Regions from separate parts of the Homo sapiens genome. Here region 1 is linked to region 2. Evidence: chromatin loops called from intact Hi-C (ENCODE). Cell type or tissue: A673. All regions are shown on one strand. Links, peaks and the distances in the headings refer to the core of each region. The heading gives the core; the rest is flanking DNA. Region 1 overlaps MEOX2 (mesenchyme homeobox 2). Region 2 has its middle 130 kb from the start of LINC02587.

Region 1 (7,189 bases), core at 1,516-4,015, 170 kb after region 2:
ATTTGATCTATAGGCTTGGGCCTATCTGGTCACCAACTTTGTGAGTTTGGACCAAATTGCTTTGTGGCAATTTAATATGGTTCTAGCACTCTGCTTAATTTCTACAGCGTTGGCTTAATATGGAGACCTCTGCCTTGCTTATCCAAAAATATAAGCTCTCTGCAGGGCAAGACCCCTGTCCTGAGTTCCTGATGGCTTATCAGCAGCATAGTGTCCTGATCTACTCAGCCCCATGATACCATTGCCTGGACATCTGTACTTTTGCAATACCCCATACTCATTGCTGTCACAGAACAGTTTTTCTGCTCAAAAATGTTCAACTTCGTCCCTCAGCTTGTCATTCATTCATGGCATCGACATGGCATTAACCATGTTTCTGAAATGAGCTTTGCCATCTCTCCCATTTATATTCCAGATACTCACTGTTTCCTGCACTGACTAGTCAGTCCCTAACCTAAAGTCTTTGTTCTTATTTTTCTTGTCATCTGGAAAGCTCTTTTCTGCCATAGCAGAAACTCTGTCCTTTCTAGAAGAACTATCATAAATGTAATTTGCTTGTGAAACTTCATGATTCTTCAATTTATGTGATTTTTCCATCTTTCATCATCCATAGATGCTTCTATCTCTTTTCTAGTACAAAGTATGTTCTTCGATGTTTTAGCTATTTTTGAAATTATTTTTGTCCATTTCTGATGTCTCCCCCCACCCTTACTGCACACTATTTTTATAAGCTCCTTAATGAAGTTACATAATATATTACTTACAATTTGTTTCCTAGTTATTAAAACAATACCTTGCATTGTAAGCATTCAATAAATACTGTATTTGTTGAGTGGAATTCATGTGGTAGTTAACAATTTAAAAACCGTGAAATGTTTAAGATATGGAAATTATTTATAGAAAAGATCAGCATATGCATGGCTATTGCAGAATTTCCCATTTTGGGAAGAAAGAGTAATGGAAACAGAGATGAGGAATCCTGGAGATGGTGACTTGCTTTGTTACTCAGGGAGTTGTGGGAGGGCCTCCCAGAATTCAGGTCAACTGTGTCTCAGCAAGGGAACAACTTAATTTCATGTAAATCAGCTATTATTAATCATTTATGGAGTGAGGCATTTCTGCTCCTGTTTTATAGTCGTGCTGGCAAGTGGGTGCCAAAGGAAGAGGGAATTCCCTGGGTAACTAAACTCCAACCTCAAATCTCTTTACTTCCTCTGGGTGATTAATTATGTTACAAGGTTCTAAACAAAGAACCCTTGATTCAGATTCTGAAGCGCTAGGTTATTGATGCTGCAGCACTTTCGCTACATCCTAGTTCAGTTAACTTTTTCTCAAAGCTGGTTTCTATTTCTGGCAGTAACTCTTCAGTTCTGGAACCTCAGTCCCAGCCAAAATAAACTATTGTCTCAGGTCCGTATTTTTCCTGAAGCACCATGGCATTTTTATGGAATGTGGAGACAGTTTTATGTAAGACTTTAATGGTAACAATAAAGGACCCAGATCCCTTTCTCCGGCCTGCTATCCTTTCCTCTGTATCCCAGCAGTGATTATACAGTTTCCAAAAGAGAGCCATCTTAAACTTTCCAGATACAATCTCTCTTTTGTATACTCTGGGATGTAATTTACGCTTTCTTTTTATTCCTTCATCCGCACCGGCATAAAATTATTTTTTATGTATAGTTGGTTACAATTTTAAGGAAAAAGCAATCTCGTTTATTACGATTGTAGGGTTAAAATTGCTTTTTATTCATTTAAATAATGCTCATTCAGTTTTACTTCTTTAAATAGCTGTGTTTTATCTGTAAATATTTATTCATGCTGTTCATAATAATTCAGAGAAGCAAACATTACATTAAATCTTAAAAACTTAAAAATGTAAAACACGTAAAGCTTGTCTATTTTTGATTTTTTTTAAATACCTGTTAATTAAAAATATATGTCATTAAGGACGTATTTGCATGCTATGGGACTATCTCTAGCCTGATAGTATCAACATCTTAATATTCAGCATATTGAAGGCCAGATTCCCCAACTTCAATGAGTAAAAGAAATGCTTCTGAAACTATTATGTTTCCATTATTTGAATTTTTCTTACAAGTGATCCAAAACATGGTCTGTAAATTGAGAAGTTTAAAAATAAAGGAGAGTTCTGAAGTCATTTCTTTATTAGAAGATGAGCTAATGCCTCCATGGTAATCCTAGAAACAGTGATCATTTTTTAAGGTCAATTAAATTTTAAAAGTCCTACTCTTTTATTAAATGATTATCTTTTAAAATGAGAAACTACGTTTTAGTAATTTCAAGAAAATTGAAATAAAACTTTTCATGATTTGTTTTTGTTGTTGGCTGTTACAAATAATTATAAAGTTTCAGCCATCTAGCATTGCCATTATTATACAGCGACTGTTCACAGCAGCTTTAGTTTCATGTTCCATAAAATTGAGCTTCCTGTCTTTACATTTTAGAACCTAGATCATTATCCTTGAGAATGTCTATGCTAATGCATAAGATTGCTAAGAAAAGGAAATACTGTAATATGAGAAGACAAAGAAATTGAACCATCAAAGTAGACTCTTGCATAATAAGCAGAATCTTAATGCTTGTTGAGCTTAGCTAGAGAATTTACTAAAATGTAGCTTGCAGCCATATGTCTGGAAATATCTTACCATTTAATGCTGAAAGCATGGGAACCTCTCTGAGATACTGCTATGGTGGGTTCATGAGGCAAACTTGGATTATTGGTAAAAATAAGCAATTGTGATGTTCTTCCAACACTCATTTTATGTATGTTTGAGTATCATAGATTTCTGGGAATTGGATGATTACCTTTTTCTCAACAGAAACTTTAATATTTTTAAGGCATGATATCTATCAAAAACAAATGTACTTAGCTAATAAAAACTTTCTTCCTGTAGAAGTACTGAAATAACTAAATTAAGGAATATTTCTAATATATGAGTCTTATGAGCATCAAACAAAATGCAAGCTTTAGCTATAGTTTAACATAATAAATATATACTTACTATATTTGTTTCTTGGGGGAGTATGTCCAGATATATAAATGCACTGGATGTGTAGATAATACTGTATATAAATTGCCTTTAATGTAGCAAATATATTTTGACATAAGCACTTAAACACAGCCAATATAGTGTCTTGAAGATAACAGAATATTAATAAATAGAAAACATTAATTAAAATCAACTGTCACCTTAGAGAAGAAGAGTAAATGCTCATTCATTAATTAGTATATCAATCTTTCATATTCTGAACATTAGTTTTATGTCAGTGTGATTTTTTAAGTGACAAATATTGGTGCTCTTTTCAAATATGTGATTAAATGTAATTACGAATTATGGAGACTTCTTCCATTATGAAAACCTTCTTATGTTCCTTGAAGTACTTTCTTTTAAGAAGACATTTTCATAGATAAGTATGATAGAGCTCTGTTTGTAAAATAATAAGGATTTAAAATATAATCAAACAACTAATATTTTCAGTAACCCAGAGTTTTAATATCATGGATTTTACTGACTATACTTTGTCAAACTCAAATTTTGAACTTTTGTATGTTACAAAGAGGATCTCCCTCAGTTGAGAAATCATATATTCCAGAGCAGGAAGAAGTAGCTGTGTAGCTATGTGAGAGATGATAGTAGAATAATAGAAAGCCAATGTCATTTCAACTGAGGTTTGGGAAGGAAAAAACACAATTATATTGTGAAGATATAAGTGCTATAGGAAGTTTCCAAAGAAGAAAATTTATGTTTATTTATGGGGGAGTTTATAAAATACTTTCACGTATATTATCCCATTTGTTCATTTACAAAAATTTGGAAGTCAGGGAGTAAACTAAGAGTAGAGAGATGTTAAAACTATCAGATAAATAAACAGGGACTAGAACAGAGGTTTTTATGCCAAGTTTGTTGCTATTCTTATTTTCATAGCTACCACCACAAAATATAGGGTTTTAATGCAGAGTAATTAGCATTTATTGTGTGGCTACTAACTTACATATTATCACATAAACATTCTTCTTAATTTTGAGTATTAGGCATCTACTTATGAAAGATTTCCTTTGATCCTGTACTTAAAGAGAAGATATAAACCAGAAACACTTTCCTTTAGTACTGCCACAAGGACATACACATATGCACACACAAATGCTTGTGGCACAAAAATATTCATACACATTTCTCAGAATACAAGGTATATATATATTTCCGTGATCATTTCCCTTCTGTTTACTATTGGTAAGCCAACTCTCTCTAGAGGTCAGGCACTCTGCATATTTTACTTTCATTGTCCAGTACTTAAAAATAGCATGACAGCCAAGATACCACTTGAGAAATGCTTCTTTCTTTGTTAATAGTCCCCAGATAATTCAGGTACTCAATAACTACCAAGGGTGTTTTTTACCAACCAATTCTTTACATTTCTGTTTGCTTTAAGCTGTAAATTCCTTAAGTAATTTCAATGTAGAAATATTTTCAATAAAAAATAATTCCAACATCCATCTTAAAAGAAAAATATTATTGCAGTCATGGCGAATTTGGTGTTTCTTTTCACTGGTATGAGCCCATGTCTATACTTTTACATTTCGGTATTTGGATATAAAAGGGTGTTTGGTTTCTCCTTGATATCTTTTCTCAATGCTTTAGATTTGTCATAGCTGTTATTTCATTTAAAGAACACTGCTTACTATGTAATGCACATGATTAAAAAGAAATCTTTTGTACTTATTTATGGCTACTCCTAGCAATTTCCTTCCTTACAATGACATTTGCATAGCCCCTGTGATTTACCTGTTTTGGTGAATTGATTGTCAGATTAACACTACAAGAAAGGTTATTAATGAATCAGAAAAATATTATCAGTTTTATAGATGAGCTTTTAGAATATCACTTTCAATACTGCTGTCTAGTCATTGAGAGAACTTTCAAATTAGCTAATCATACCTCCTTACCTTAATCTTCTTTCTTTATTAGGTTATCACTAAGGAGATTGTTATCTATTATTTTATGACAGCTTCTGAATACCAGGATTCAGTTTGTGAACTAGTAAGGTATTACAGCAGTGGGCGTTCTGGGGCCAGTGAGTAGAGGCTCTAGGAAGCTGACCGTTAAATTTTCAGGAAGTTTGTAACCCTCTTGAAGTCACCTTAGCTTACTGGCTTGGAATCCCCTTTGGTGGGTGTATTTACTTCATGGGAAGTGGCAAATTGTACAAAACGAGCATTTCTTCCCTCCTACCAGCACACAACTGGGTATAATTCACTGTACATTACTCCAGAAAAAGATTCATATATTGCATAAGTAATTGACAATAGAAAAAATCTGGATTTTCTTTTCAAGGCCGGGTTTGCATTCTCATCCTTCTGGGTTCTGCCACTATCCAAATCATGTCCAGAGCACCTCCCTCAAATCCTGGAGCAAGGAGATGAGCTGCAGAAAGTGACATCTCAGGAAAGGCTGTGCTGCAGATCTGTCCAAGGTGCAGGAGCAGATTCACCTTTTCTTGGAGAACTTTCTTGGGTCTATGTTCTTCTCCATCCTCCTCTGTTTCAGGCATATAAGGATTTTGCTCTTTTAGATTCCTTGTGAAACACTTTGAACAAATATTTTGAGAGAAAACACTGAAATTCTATCATAAGGGGTAAAAGAGGGAAACTCCAGGCACCATATTTAGCCACAGAACTCTGAGATCCTAGCTACAGGAACAGGAATTTCCACAACCCCTACAGACCTTTGGATTGGCAGAGGGAGCCAAATGGAGAACATATAGAGGCACTGCTTGAACCTAGGTAGGCCCAGAAGGCTTTACTGGGCTGGGCAGCTACAATGAAAATGTGACTCTGAGTGCTCATCGCCCAAGGCCCTCATCCTGCACTGAACAGCTGCAGCTCCTGCTGTCTGCTAGGCTAGGAGAAAACAGAGCCCAGACACTCTCATGCACCCAAGACAGGTCCACAGCCATTGTCAGGGGAGCAAGATGCATCTTAAACACATATTGCCTTGCCTTCCAGCCACCCCTGCAACCAAGACTGCCTGCCTGACTGTTCCTGCAGTGGGGCCACAGCATTGTCTTGTTTTGTTGGTGGCCTGGGAGCAGCTCACCAACCCCATCACAGGTGATGCTTGACCCCGAGGGCCAGAGGACAAAACTGCTGGTCTGGTCCCAGTGCCCCAGGACACAAGCACACTGCATAGGGGCATGAAAATGGGATTTATGGCTTGATCTTGACTACAGGAGGAGCCCCCATTGTTAGAAAACAGAGAAGAGTGTGGCACAGGTTTGTTTAGGGGCACAGCGGCTGGGCACCCCTCCCTTCATGAAACTGTAATGTGAAGGGTGTGTGGCCTGACAGCCGCAGTTTTTCCCTCTGGGAGTCCCACAGTCTGGAAAGCCTAAAATGGCTCAGTGACCTGGAACAGACACCTTGGGATGAGCTCAGGCCTGTTGCTGGGCTGGACATGGGAGGAAGACTCCCCTGGGCATGACTCATGTCTGTCTGCTGGGCTGCAAACCGCAGCCCCCTCCCCCACCCCTGTTCCCCTATGGGAGCTCTGTGGCACAGGAGGGACACCACTGAAGGGTTGGCCCAGTGGCCTGAGAGCTGCCCCTAGACCTTGACCAAGGTCAGTGCTTGTACCTGCCTTGGAGAGCCTGGTGGCTGAGTTGCCTGACCCAGCGTCACCCAGCTTTGCCACCTCCAGCTACCTTGGCAGCAGAGTGCAGAACATACCCCCAGGAGCCCCAGCCCCACCCTTCACCAGGGACATACCAATACTTCCTTTGATCAACAAAGGCCAAGCAAAAATCCCACTGCCAACAGTGCAACTGCCTCTCACCTGCAAGCATCACCTACTGGCTGGGAGGTCAAACTGCATGTCCCATCACAACTTCTGGCATGATTGTAGGGAACTCAACTGGCTCTTACTTGCAAGAGCTACCTATTGACCTGTAGCATAAACTGCATGACCCAATATAATTGTTGACAGAACTGCACAGGGAGGAACAAGATAAGCCTCTCTAGACCTCCAACACTTTATCCTTGTAGGAGACAGTGAGTTTGACCACAAGCACTGCACATCACTACTACAACGTACAAACAAATAGCGCTTAAGAAAACCACTAAACTAAGGTTCTCTACAGCCAAGGAAATCATATAGAGCCTTGGCCCCCTAAA
Region 2 (7,189 bases), core at 2,074-4,573:
ATGATGACATGGAAATATGTAAATGAAATTTCTTAGATCAAGTATGTCAGGATAAAATATGATGCAACATTTATAAATTATAATTTAGAGGAATATGTAATAATAAGAAAAAATGTCCCCAATATATTATTTATAAAGCAGATGTAACAAGAAAACAAGAAAAGATGAAATATGTATATATATTTTAAGACAAGGTCTCACTGTATTGCCCACCTTGGCCTTGAACTCCTGGGCTCAAGCCATCTTCCCACCTCAGCCTCCTGAGTAACTGGGACTACAGGTGCTAGCCATTGTACCCAGCTCTCTCTATATTTATCAACATGGTAATGATAGTATTTCAAATTTCTAATCAATATGCTTTTCATCCCTCTTCTCACATAAGGTTACTTAACTTGTTCTCCAGTACCCATTGGGCAACACTGAGGAATCCCTGAGTACCAGCAAGGTAGAGAACCAGATGACAAATTACTCCATATACGGTAAACGAAGTGATCTGAGATCAAGGTTGAGAAGTTAATACTCCCTTGCTCCACTGAGATTCATAGCACCTGCACAACCCCATCTCAAATTATCCTCCTTTCACCAAATTTAGGTGGGAAGAAAGCGATTAAAAGGATTTGCATCAAATGTAAAATCATTAAGAAATCCTTCAATTTAAATGAGATTAGATATATTTTTTCTTTAGGCAAATAACTTGCTTGGATTCAAAAAATAAATGGAACCAAATTTTATAAAAATTAAAAAATAAAATGAGCTAGAGTTTATAAAGTTGCATTTCCTTGGAAATATTTTTCATGGATAAATTTATACTTGCAACTTTAAATTGTCCTTAATATTAGTCATTTTGAAAAATAACCAATATATTCAAAAATTTGGCCAGAAGAATGGTATTATTTTACATTTTTGGAAATCTCTTTGATATCTTAATCAAAGACAGTTGGGTTCTTATATTTTTCCTGGAATTACTCTGTAGCAATATATTTTTTTCTTCTTGAAGTATATGAAGAAAATCTCCTTTTACACAGATACATAATTGAAAAGAGGAGGAGAATGGAAATAATTGCAGATAACTCTTCTTTGTTATTAAATTAACACCTGACAAGTAGTATTTTCTTTCAAGTTAGTTGGAATGTAAGAATCCGAAATTATATCAACAAACTTTTCTTACCCTCTAGAGCAAAATCTACTGGTTTATCTTATACTTTAGATGGCTTTTTTCTCATATATGATTTTGTAACTTAATACATTACTCATTTGTAAAATAATAGATTATTGGCTTATGTAGATCTCCAAAGGTTGATATACATTATTGAAAAGTCATATTTTTAAGTATCAGGAAACTACCAAACTCATGGTGGTAGATAAACATTTTCCAAAATTTTCATTTTCTTTTGACAACTCAAATTTTATCACAATTATTGTCACTTGCGTTTCTCAAAGTGCCAGGCTCATTTTATTCATTTTTGAGGAACTGTCCAATATCCAATCTGCAGAATGATAGTTTGTCTTTCAATCATTATTTCGAGTAAAATAATATTTCATGGTGTCATTTGAAGTCATTCTAAGGATTATAATCAGCCTTGAAAAAGGAAAAGAGAACTTTCTAAGGAAAGACATGAATGCATCGGCGTGAGTGTTATCCTATGGCCCTTGTAACTATATTAGTTAATTTGGAGCAGGACAGATAAAAAGAGCAAGGCTGGTAGAGGAAATTTTGTGGCCTGTTCAGAATCTTAAATTTATGTTAAAGTTCATGTTAAAAAATGATCTATTGGGAGGTCAAGGCTGGCAAATCACTTGAGGCCAGGAGTTTAGACCAGCCTGGCCAGTATGGAAAACTTTGTCTCTACTAAAATGAAAATACAAAAATTAGCTGGGTGCAGTGGCACACACCTGTAGTCCCAGCTACTTGAGGGGCTGAACCATTAGAATTGCCTCAGCCTGGGAGGCAGAGATTGCAGTGAGCCAAGATCACACCACTGCACCCCAGCCTGGGCGACAGAGTGAGACTTTGTCTCAAAAAAAAAAAAAAAAAAAAAATTGATCTGCTAAATATCGCACTTATTGAACCACAATTAATGTACCGAAATCTGGATTAGAGGTCATAAGAAGAAAATAACATTTTAAAAAATATATTAGCAGCATATTTCACTAGATCTTTATTCAGGATTATGATAGATCTTTTCTTTAAAAAGCTTGCACAGCTATATAAAATGAGGCATCATATTATTGACTGATCTCCTATAAACCTAAAAGTCTTCCTGATGATTAGAAACATTTTTTCTCTTTTGGCTAAATTATTGGGTTCTCTGGAGATAAGTAGAATCAGTACAAATTTTGCCCAAAGTCTGAAAAGGCAGCCCTTGGAAAGTGCTATTTTGACTCAACTTCTTTCAGTTACTTAAAGAGCAGCACTGAGTTTTAGGTGTTCCAGCCTATAGCTTGTTCTGGAAATCACTCTCTGCATTTTCACTTAGATTCCAAGGAGCTTTCTCAGTGGTTGTTCAACATTCATGTTTAGCTCTGACATTGCCTTCACAAGATGAGTAGAAGATGAAGAAAATATCAAAGTGTGTAAAAATGTCTGTGCTGTTTAAAGAATTTCTAACTCATTCTAAACTTGCCCAATAGCTAATGTTTTCTTTTTGTGATTTTTGGATCATATAGGAGTTTTATCCAAACTATTTACCCTAATCAGCAGTTGGAGCTGAAGAATGTTAAATAAACAATCTTATTTTGATTCTTTCTCTGGATGTTTACCAGGCTGTTGACAAAACCCAGAGAATGTTTAATGACTTGTTGGGGGAACTTGAAACAGAAATGAGAACTGCTCTCAAGGAGACTCATTTGCTTTTTTTTTCTCCCAGTACAACAAAAGGAAAAAGATGACAGGCCACCTCTTGGTACCCAGTTTGAATTAGAAAATTCATCAAGCTCCTTGTTGAGAATTCAATTATCTCACATTGCGTTGAATAAACATCTTCAATGAAAGCCAGAAAGAAACAGGAGAAATTCAGAGGTCTTTAAAAAGAAGCTACACAGGGGATCGAAGGAAATAGGCTCTCCAAAGTCTCACACATGGACTTATGCAAGGTTGCTTATGTGCCAAGAAATAAGGCAGGCCGCCTCAGCACTGCATTGTGACTGAAACCCTATGGGCACTAAATTAAGAGAGTTATCTCTTAGGAATGCAGTGATAAGCAAGCAGTTATGATACTGACCAAGGAAATAATTTGAATGCACATCCATTAAAGGAATTACTGGAGTTATTCAATTTTAAATCCTTATTAATCTTTTTATATCTTGGGTAATACTAATTCCTTAGGGCATGCTATTTAAAGCTTAGGGAACATGCATCCTCAAGGACCTACTGCCAGCAAAAAAGCTGTTCTCAACATCTGGGAATAAAAATCACCACCAAATATAGATCATTGGGTCAACTTGCTTTGGGAAATGGTGAAATTCAGAAACGTGAGTTCTGACATTTGCATGAGCTTGTTGGCTTCATGCTAACTAATTTAGAGTCTATTCCTGGATCTGTATGCTGACTGAAAAAGTACAGATGTGGTTGGTGTATTATTTTCCTAACTGCCAAGAGACATGTAAAAACATATTAGTGGACCAATTAATATGGTCACATTGTTCTCACTCTTCTCCTGATTTATTTTATTTTTCCTATTGATATCAAAATTCGGTCAAACTAATTATTTATAATTTTCTGTCTCTATCACCTTATCCATAATTACACAGAACTTGGAATTTGTATTGAGTCGCTCCTCTACCTTTAGAATATTTAAAACTGAAACCAAATTTCTCTAAACCTAGGATGTGGGGCATCATTTTGATACAGGTGTTATTCCAAAAGCTATCAGTCAAATAGTATTTAATAATGACAACTTCAAAACTCTTGTTTTTAAATTAGCTGTCATGGAATCATCTTCTAGTCTAGATTTTGCTCTCCCTATTACTATTTGTTTTTACTTTTCATCTAAACTTCCCCAAAGAATGGTCAACCATCCTCCTTTATCATTAGCTCCTAACTTACTGTAGTATTTTCCCAACTCAACAACTCAACAGAAATTTTTCTCATTAACAATAATGACTTCTTCATTGCCCAATCCAAGGGTGATCTTGCATTGAGCACATTTTATTTTGTCACTTGAAATGACATTTATTGAAACGATTCTTGAACACCTTTGTTCCTCAATCACTCTTTCTTCTCTGTCTCCTTTTTGACCATCTGTCTTCCTCCACCAACCCCCAAATTTAAGGTTCCCCATGGCCTTGTCTTGAATTTATGAATTTTTCCACTCTTCATTACCTCTCTGGTTGATAATTTTTATTCTCATAAAACACACACACACACACACACACACACACACACACACATTCTGTAAGTAGGATTCAGAATTTCTCTGGTAAGCAACAGCAAGTCTTCTTTTATCCAGCTGCATTCTGTATATATCCATTTGGCTTTCCCATAATAACTCAAATTCACCATGTGCAAAGTTGAACTTTCCCACTGACTCTTCTCTCAATGTTCACTAACACTATTGATTGCACCACACAGTTTTGGAAACTCGAGAGTTTCTAGAACTTCCTCATTCTCTCTCTCGTCTTAGTTCCGTCTACTCTTGACAGTTTTAGATGCGAAGTATTTATTTATTCTTTCCCCTGCCCCATCCTAAGTATAGCTTTCCTAGATTGGGCTTTCATCATCTTTTTATTGAATCACTGTAACAACCTCCTAAATGGTTTTCTGCTCCAATATTGTGTTTTCAAAAAATGTATCGAATATATTTTAGTCAGAAATATCTGAAACAAAAAATTCTGATCACACTCTGATTTCTGTTTAATAATCGTTAATGTCTCTGCAGAGCTTATGATGAAATAAAGTGCAAGCACCTAAATATATAACATAGTTAACTACTTGTAGTTAGGAGCTTTGGGTTTATTTGGATTTAATAGAAAAATCCAAAATGATACTAGAGTAGCCTATAAAATGAGAAAATTATATTTCTGTGTCATATATAAAAAGTCTGGAGGCAGGCTGACTTAGGCTGTTATGGAGGTTTCACAATGTCATTAAAAAATTCAGTCTCCTTTGCTCTGCCATGCTTAGCACAAGATTTCTATTCTCAAAGTCACTTTTTGGTCCAAGTTAATCACTGGAGCTCCAGCCATACTATCTGTTACAGGTAGCAGAAAAAGAAGACACCAGGTGAGGTTTAAGAAAGGAGAACTTCTGAAGCAACTTCTTAATTTTTTTTCTCCAAATGACACCCAATAGTATGAGAAAAGAAATATGATTTTAAAAGAATGACCCTGAATAGTGAGATATTATTATGTGTGTATCATGTCATTTTATTTATATTTAAGTATTTAGTATCTTATTATATTTATATTCTATTATGATTATATTCTAGTATATAATATTTATATTCTGGTCACATATTTTTCAATAATGATTTCTTCTCAGTCATTAGTTACACATAGGATTGTTTTGAAGATTAAATTGTGTTATGTATAAAGTGACTGAGTAATGCATGCTACGTAGAAGGTGCTAAATCAACTATTTTTTAATTGCAAATTGTGTCACTTATAGATGACGAGGGAAAAGGAAGATCTTAGCATTGAAGTTATGCTTAGAATGGTTTTACCCTGGACTATCTAAGAGATGGAATTTTTTGTAGATATTTGGCTTTCTGTTGCTTTTTATTCTCCTAGGTCACCTAGGTCCAAAGTCTTTCATAGATATGACTAGGAAAATAAAAAGGGTAGAACGGAATGGAAAGGAACATTGAGACATCAGGAGAAAAGTGAACAAGTAGTCAACTCTGAGAATCAAGAACAAAGAACTACTGGGCTACCCCTTGAAAAAGGGTGAAGTAAAGCCTGTACGAAATTAAACTAACCAAACTCCCTGTCTAAAGCAAACACATTCAGTAAGAGCTGTAAGCTCTATATCGGTACAATTTTCTAGAATTAGTGCATATTCCTAGCCACTTAATGATGTTTTGTATTAATAGAATATAATATTCATCCCTTCTGATATAAAGGTACATACATTAGTAATTAATACAACATTAACTAGTAATACTTTTTAGGTTTCCTTACTTAGTGAACTAATATTTTATGGCTAATTTATTCAAATAAGGCCTCCATCATAAATTTATTGTAAAGAATAGCATGATTTGAAAAATATGATAAGAACAATAAATAGTATGTAAAACTACAAATACATTGCTTGGTATATTTTAAAACCTGAATAAGTAGTTGATATATAATAATAAATTTCTGTCAGACTACTGTTTATCAGTTTGCTTTTTAGGAAAATTATACTTTATAGAATGTTTTTGTAATAGTATGGCTGAGTTAGACTCTTAGTTGCTCTGGGTTTTGTCACTAGATTCAAAAGCTAGGGACAAATTTCTGATTCTGCCACATTCTAAAAAGAACTGGACACCTAAGAAAATACACAGTGCAGTATTTAAAGAGACTTACTGTCTCCAAGTTTCAGAAAATAGATGGGTAGGTAGGTAGGTAGATAGATAGATAGATACATGGGTAGGATGATAAAATATATATAAAATTGATGAATCTAGGTAGATGAGTTTCTTTGTGATATTCTTTAAAATCTTCAGGCAATGTGGAATTATATCTAAATAAATAATATTGAAAATAAAAAAACTTTAAAAATGTGGGGATCAGACCCCGTTAGAATCTTCTTAGGAAGATACCAAATTAACTGTGCTATTCCCAAACACCCTTTCATTACTGCCTCCCAATCAATCTTTATGAGTGGAAAGATAAGAGAATGAGTCAATGAAGTAACAACTCACCGGGTCAGTGGGAAATTTTCAACACTTTTTTCCCTTTCCCTACAGTGTGAGTGGTGAAGGTAGTGCTGCCTACTTCCAATCTTGTGAGTGGTTCCTTAACAGTCACTTAGAAAAATTGAGACAAAGTGGAGACTGGTATCTCTCATCCAGTTAGATATCTGGGAAAGGGAATTGCAGAGTAGGAGAGAGTAGGATGGAGTGCGAGAGCAGGAGAGAGAGAGAAAGACAGAGAAGGAGGAAGAAACCTCTATGCTTAGCAAGTCAAATGGACACTGAAGAAAACAGTCAGTCTTGCATGATTTTGCCAGGGCAACCCTTCCTCTGACTTATGATTCTCTCACGGGACT

Evidence for each region. Peaks named below come from ENCODE experiments on the same cell type or tissue, not always from the same donor. Only the 100,000 strongest peaks of a DNase experiment are listed, where the experiment ranks them.
Region 1: a loop joins it to region 2, with 1.9 times the contacts of the local background. A loop is called at or near these places in 1 of 110 quality-filtered maps.

The regions. Positions count from the first base shown.
Region 1 is chr7:15,642,847-15,650,035 of GRCh38, reverse strand. All of the region lies in intron 1 of MEOX2 (mesenchyme homeobox 2), which reads left to right. Among named protein-coding and RNA genes, the nearest start is that of MEOX2, 40 kb to the left of the region's middle. In A673, for the core only: no CTCF peak of the experiment used is centred there; a DNase peak (open chromatin) is centred at 2,515; H3K4me3 peaks cover 474 bases; H3K27ac peaks cover 1,193 bases.
Region 2 is chr7:15,817,906-15,825,094 of GRCh38, reverse strand. No RefSeq gene overlaps it. Among named protein-coding and RNA genes, the nearest start is that of LINC02587, 130 kb to the right of the region's middle. In A673, for the core only: no CTCF peak of the experiment used is centred there; a DNase peak (open chromatin) is centred at 3,124.